Linked DNA regions of Homo sapiens: region 1 is linked to region 2. A link is an interaction called in ENCODE POLR2A ChIA-PET data of the cell type or tissue named here. Cell type or tissue: endothelial cell of umbilical vein. All regions are shown on one strand. Each heading gives the region's core, and the rest is flanking DNA. Links, peaks and the distances in the headings are about the cores only.

What was found. ChIA-PET counts read pairs that join two places held together with the same protein. Peaks named below come from ENCODE experiments on the same cell type or tissue, not always from the same donor. Only the 100,000 strongest peaks of a DNase experiment are listed, where the experiment ranks them.
Region 1: POLR2A ChIA-PET joins it to region 2 with 14 read pairs; 3 of 35 experiments call an interaction of 5 or more read pairs at or near these places.

What each region holds. Positions count from the first base shown.
Region 1 is chr21:32,706,954-32,709,871 of GRCh38, forward strand. All of the region lies in intron 2 of SYNJ1 (synaptojanin 1), which reads right to left. Among named protein-coding and RNA genes, the nearest start is that of SYNJ1, 20 kb to the right of the region's middle. In endothelial cell of umbilical vein, for the core only: no CTCF peak of the experiment used is centred there; a DNase peak (open chromatin) is centred at 1,308; H3K27ac peaks cover 1,396 bases.
Region 2 is chr21:33,093,687-33,096,604 of GRCh38, forward strand. No RefSeq gene overlaps it. Among named protein-coding and RNA genes, the nearest start is that of OLIG1, 25 kb to the left of the region's middle. RefSeq lists an enhancer at 1-2,918. In endothelial cell of umbilical vein, for the core only: no CTCF peak of the experiment used is centred there; no DNase peak of the experiment used is centred there; H3K27me3 peaks cover 733 bases.

The DNA of each region.
Region 1 (2,918 bases), core at 177-2,676, 390 kb before region 2:
AATATTTTACAATCATCACCATCATTCTTTTTCCCTTAATAATCTCCCTTGCATCCCATGCTTCAGCCAAAATGAATAATTTTGTTGCCCACATGTTCCACATTCTCTTCCCTTTCTCCCTTTTTTCATACTGTTGTTTCATCTGGACCAACCTTTAATCATCTTTGTGTTTCCAAATATTACCTATCCTTCAGTTCCAAATTAAAACACCACTTCCCTTCCCAAAGATTTTCCCTGATCACTCTAGCTGGAGGTAAATCTTTCTCCTATTTTATACTATAGTTACATGTAAACTAGTAACAACAGAAACTAAGTCTTATTTCTTTTTCCTTTTTTTTTTTTTTTTTTTTTGAGACAGGATCTCACTCTATCACCCACCCTGGAGTACAGTGGCACAATCATGACTCACTGTAACCTCAAGCTCCTGGGCTCAAGTGATCCTCCTGCCTCAGCCTCCTTCCTGAGTAGCTAGGACTACAGGCACTAATACTACAGGACTACTACTGAGTAGTATTAGGACTACAGGTACGTGCCACCATACCTGGTTAATTTTTATTTTTTGTAGAGACAGGGTCTTTCTATGTTGCCCAGGCTGGTCTGAAACTTCTGGCTTCAAGTGATCCTCCTGCCTTGGCCTCGCAAAGTACTGGGATTACAGGCATGAGCAACTGCACCTAGCCTCATTTCCTTATATCTCAACACAATACCTAACCTAACACAGAGACTCTGAATGGAACACTGCAATTGCTGATTAAATGTTCATCTAATAGACAAAAACAAATGGAAAGGTTGTGCATTAAAGAACATGTTTTGCTAATTTAAAAATAATATATAAAGTGGATCACCTGAGGTTGGGAGATCGAAACCAGCCTGGCCATCATGGTGAAACCCCGTCTCTATTAAAAATACAAAAATTAGGTGGGCGTGATGATGCATGTCTGTAATCCCAGCTACTTGGGAGGCTGAGGCAGGAGAACTGCTTGAGCCTGGGAGGCGGAGGTTGCAGTGAGCCAAGATGTGCCACCGCACTCCAGCCTGGGTGACACAGTGAGACTCCGTCTCAAAAAAGAGGTAAAACATTTTACTTTATCATTGAAAGTATTTGAATGCCCTCATTACTGAGATTCACATTCAACAACTCCTCAGTTACGTCTGGAAACTTTCAAATGTGTATGCCTGTGGCAGGGAGTAGTAAGGTGGGGGTGGGAAATATAGGCATTGTTAAATGGTTGCTAACTAGGGTTTAAAATACTGAAGTTTATGAAGTGGCAGGGTGTGTGGGGAGCTCAGAGGAAACAAACTGAAAGAATGAGCGGAAATGAAAGTTCGGAAGATACCGTGTTAGGGAGGAAGTTCAGGTCACTTTCCTGCTAGTGCAGTCTTTCAAGGCATCCACTGCACTTTCAACGAATGGAATAAACTCCCTTTTGTGAAGAGGTATTTTTTTTCCCCTCCTATTCATGGTGGTTATTAAACAAACGAGATGCTAGGCAAAACAAACCTTTCTTTGTAAGTTACTGATTTCTAACCATAAGTAGGTAGGAATGTCCCAGAAGAGAATTGCTTTCGGAGTGATTCTGAGCCCATCAAGATCGACAGCAGTTCAGGTGAGGTAAGGCGGCCTGCACCGCATTAGTTCACATGCTGAACACATAAGCTAAAGCAAATTCCAACTTCTAAAGTTTCTGCTATAACACCTCAGGAATAAATAGTACCTAACTCCCTCTATAGCTTATTTTAAAGGAAAAGACTATTTTTCCCATGTCATACTCAACACCATCTTTCATTCATACCTTTTCTTAGGTACCTTTTTTTTTTTTCATTTGATACCAGCTCTTTATTAGAAAAGAAAAACTTCTTTGTGGGCCCAAAAAGAATCATTTTGCTGGGTGTGGTGGCTCACGCCTGTAATCCTAACACTTTAAGAGGCCAAGCAAGTGGATTGCTTGAACCCAAGAGTTCAACACCATCCTAGGCAAGATAGCAAGACCCCACCTCTAAAAAATAAAAAATAAAGGTGGAACAATATGTAACAGGTGAGGGATAACCAAAACTTGCCATATAAAGACAATAAGAAGATTTTAACAATTAACAAGATTCATTTTTCAATGGCTTGTTAATCACAGAACAATTAAAAAGCTAAATAAAAACCAATCTTACTTATGTATTAGAAATATATTTCAATTCACCCATGGATCCAACACGCTTTTAGACAGTAAAATTTTTACTGACTTAAGAAAAAACACTGCCGGTTGGGCACAGTGGCTCACACCTATAATCCCAGCACTTTGGGAGGCCCAAGGTGGGTGGCTCACTGAGGTCAGGAGTTTGAAACCAGCATGGTGAAACCCTGTCTCTACTAAAAATACAAAAATTAGCAGGGCGTGGTGGCGCACAACTGTAGTCCCAGCTAGTCAGGAGGCTACGGCAGGAGAATCACTTGAAGCCGGCAGGCGGAGGTAGTAGTGAGCCAAGATCACACCACCGCCTTTCCACCCTGGGCGACACAGCAAGACTCTGTCTCAAAAAAAAAAAAAAAAAAAAAAAAGAAAGAGATTTTATGGAGTGTTTTTTTTTTTTTGAGACAGAGTCTCACTCTTGTCACCTAGGCTAGAGTGCAGTGACGCGATCTTGGCTCACTGTAACCTTCGCCTCCTGGGTTCAAGCAATTCTCCTGCCTCAGCCTCTCGAGTAGCTGGGATTACAGGTGCCCACCAACACGCCCAGCTAATTTTTGTATTTTTAGTAGAGATGGGGTTTCACCATTTTGGCTAGGCTGGTCTTGAACTCCTGAGCTCCGGTGATCCTCCCACCTTGGCTTCCCAAAGTGCTGGGATTATAGGCGTAAGCCATGGTGTCCAGCCAAAAACACTGCCTATTAAACTCATGTACTTATGTTATGCTTAAAGAGTATTGAC
Region 2 (2,918 bases), core at 318-2,817:
ATTCAGAATCTCCTTTGCAAAGGCCAGACCCAGGCTCACGGCTGATGCCGCCAAAGGTGTTCAGTAGACCCTGGCATGGATACCGGGGCAGGTTCCTGGCTGGCGACGGGGTGCCCCTGGGTAAAGCTCCCCTCCAGAGGGTGCCCCCATGACCAGGGCTTTGCTGGAAGCAGCCTTCTGATGAGACGCTACCAGATTAGACAGACACTTCCTGATTAGACACTGTATTTTACCTGGAACCTAACTGATTGGACGGTCATACTTATTATCTTAGTTTCTTCTTTTAAAAAATGATAATAAGAATATTTAGTGACATAGAAAAATGTTTATTTACATGGTGAAGGAAGCAGATTAAGAAAATGTACACTCCTAATTATATATAATATATATAATGATAAATTAATGTGTTTCTTAGTTCTGACAAATGTATTGTAGTTAGGTAAGCTGTTAACAATAGGGAAAACTGGGTGAGGAGTATAGGGGAGCTCTCTGAACTATTTTTGCAACATTTCTGTAAACTTAAAATTATTCCAAAATAAAAGGTTTATTTTAAAATAAGGGAACTTATTCACTGTAGGGCACACATTTCTCAGGGCCTCAATTATTTAACATTTAATTTAATAAAACACTTTGGAAATCCAAAAAAATTACGTATGTATTTTTATCTGTATTACAAGTCTATTCACATGTAAGTTATAGAAGAAAGCTATTCTAGAAAATACACCAAAACAGGCCGGGCACGGTGGCTCACACTAGTAATCCCAGCACTTTGGGAAGCCGAGGCAGGCGGATCACCTGAGGTTGGGAGTTTGAGACCAGCCTGACCAATATGGAGAAACCCTGTCTCTACTAAAAATACAAAACTAGCCGGGCGTGGTGGCGCATTGCCTAATCCCAGCTACTTGGGAGGCTGAGGCAGGAGAATTGCTTGAACCAGGGAGGCGGAGGTTGCAGTGAGCCGAGATCGCACCATTGCACTCCAGCCTGGGCAACAAGAGCGAAACTCCGTCTAAAAAAAAAGAAAAGAAAAGAAAATACACCAAAATAATAACAACAGCTATATCTGTGGGATTTAGAATGATTTTTATTTTTTCTTTAGTTTTTCCAAACTTTTAAGATTTTCCTATAAGAAAACTCTTCTATAATTATTACCTATATAATTCTGTAGTATATACATTATATTATATAATATATAAAAATAAAATTACTTTTATGAGATTGCTTTTAAAATCAGAAAAAATTTAAAATAGCCACGTGGATTTTCCAAGAGTCCCACCAGCAGCTGTGAGGCTGAGAGTGTGTAAAGCCGGGCAAAGCTATTGGCAGGAGGAGGCAGCTATGCACGGGCTCTGGGTATCGTTCACACTGGAGGTACTATATGTGCTTAATATGGACTAGGCATGAGCAGCTAATAGTGCTTTTAGAACCACAAAGTCAAATTGATAATGATAGCATTCCTAATTTAGCACAATGAAAAGCCTGGTAACTATTGCCCGAGCTAATGAATGGGTAAGAGAAAGAAAAGCTTCTTTTCTTTTGTAAAGCTTAACATTAAAATTAGCTGCATCTGTTACCTTTGGTGCAAAAAGCAAAGACGGAAGAAACCCTGTTCCAGTTGGTATTTTGCCTCTGAGATCTTTATGCCTGAGCTCTTCAAGTCGCAGATAACAGTGAAGGCCCTAAGACTCACCATCCAAAACAGTTTTGGAAAAAAACCAAAGAAGAGAAAATAATTTCAAACCTTAAAGCAATGCATGGTGATTCTCTGGGGGGTCTAAGAATTTCTCCCAGAGAAATGATAAGGCAGACAAATGGAAGATCAATGAAGCAACATCGTGGCAATAATGCAATTGGTCCTGCCGTAGTCATGAACATGTAAATAACAAGACAGCAATAAGAAGACCCCAGACTCTGCCTAGAAACAAAATATTCAGCCTGTTGTTGTTGTTTCTTATTGCAGGATTTTGAGTGGAAAAGTAGTTCCACTTGTCAATCAGCTACGTTGCAGGGGCTAATAGATTCTGGTGTTTAGGGAGGTCAACACGGAATTTAATTTAACATCTCACAATACACCCACATGCCCAGAAAATGTGGACAGCTTGATAGGGTTCACTGAGCCAAAGAAGCAAGACCCAAACAGTGCATTAATGTATAGGGGAAGAATAGTTGCAATCAGCCCCTTGTGAATTGGACAGAGGGCTTGGAGATGAAGCAATTATCAGCCATCGGGGATTAATAGTAAAGTGTGAATACCAAGCTGTATATGTTAGGGGCAGAATATGTTGCCTATAGAAAACAACAAAGGACGTTTCTTACTATTAAGTGAGATTAAACGTAATGGCCTGATTTAATCACAAAGGCAGAATTAAATTCAGATGGCAACTTCAAAGTGGACACAGGAACACAGGCCACTGCTTACATTTACATATAGCTGGCATAGCTTGGCCTGCAACACAATAGGATAAAGTTTCTTTGGCCACTTAAACAATTTTCTATTCTTCACCTTTTTCTTTTTTTCTTTTTTTTTCTTTTGTGGGTGTGTGTGTGTGTGTGTGTGTGAACACTCACTGTATTTATTCCCCAATTGCATTTAGTTAGTAAGAAGGAGCTAAGTGTTATATTTATTCATGGAGGCTATAACTGTTAATTCTTCCAAATTGTGAAAAAAAAGCCTCATAGGGTCAATAAGAACAGAGTAGTTATAATCAGATTGTCACCAAAAAAGAAAAAGAAGAAAAGCAATTAAACAAAACAAACAAACAAAACTTTCTAGAGTGAACAGTGTCTTCTAACTTTCTCTCCCTTCAACTTAAGAATTCAGCTCTTGAGGTCTAAACTTCGCTCCCGGGAAAGGCAGCTTTCCCCCTCCTCGGGTGGAGATTTATGCCACCATCATGGAGCCCAGCCGAGCTGTTTTT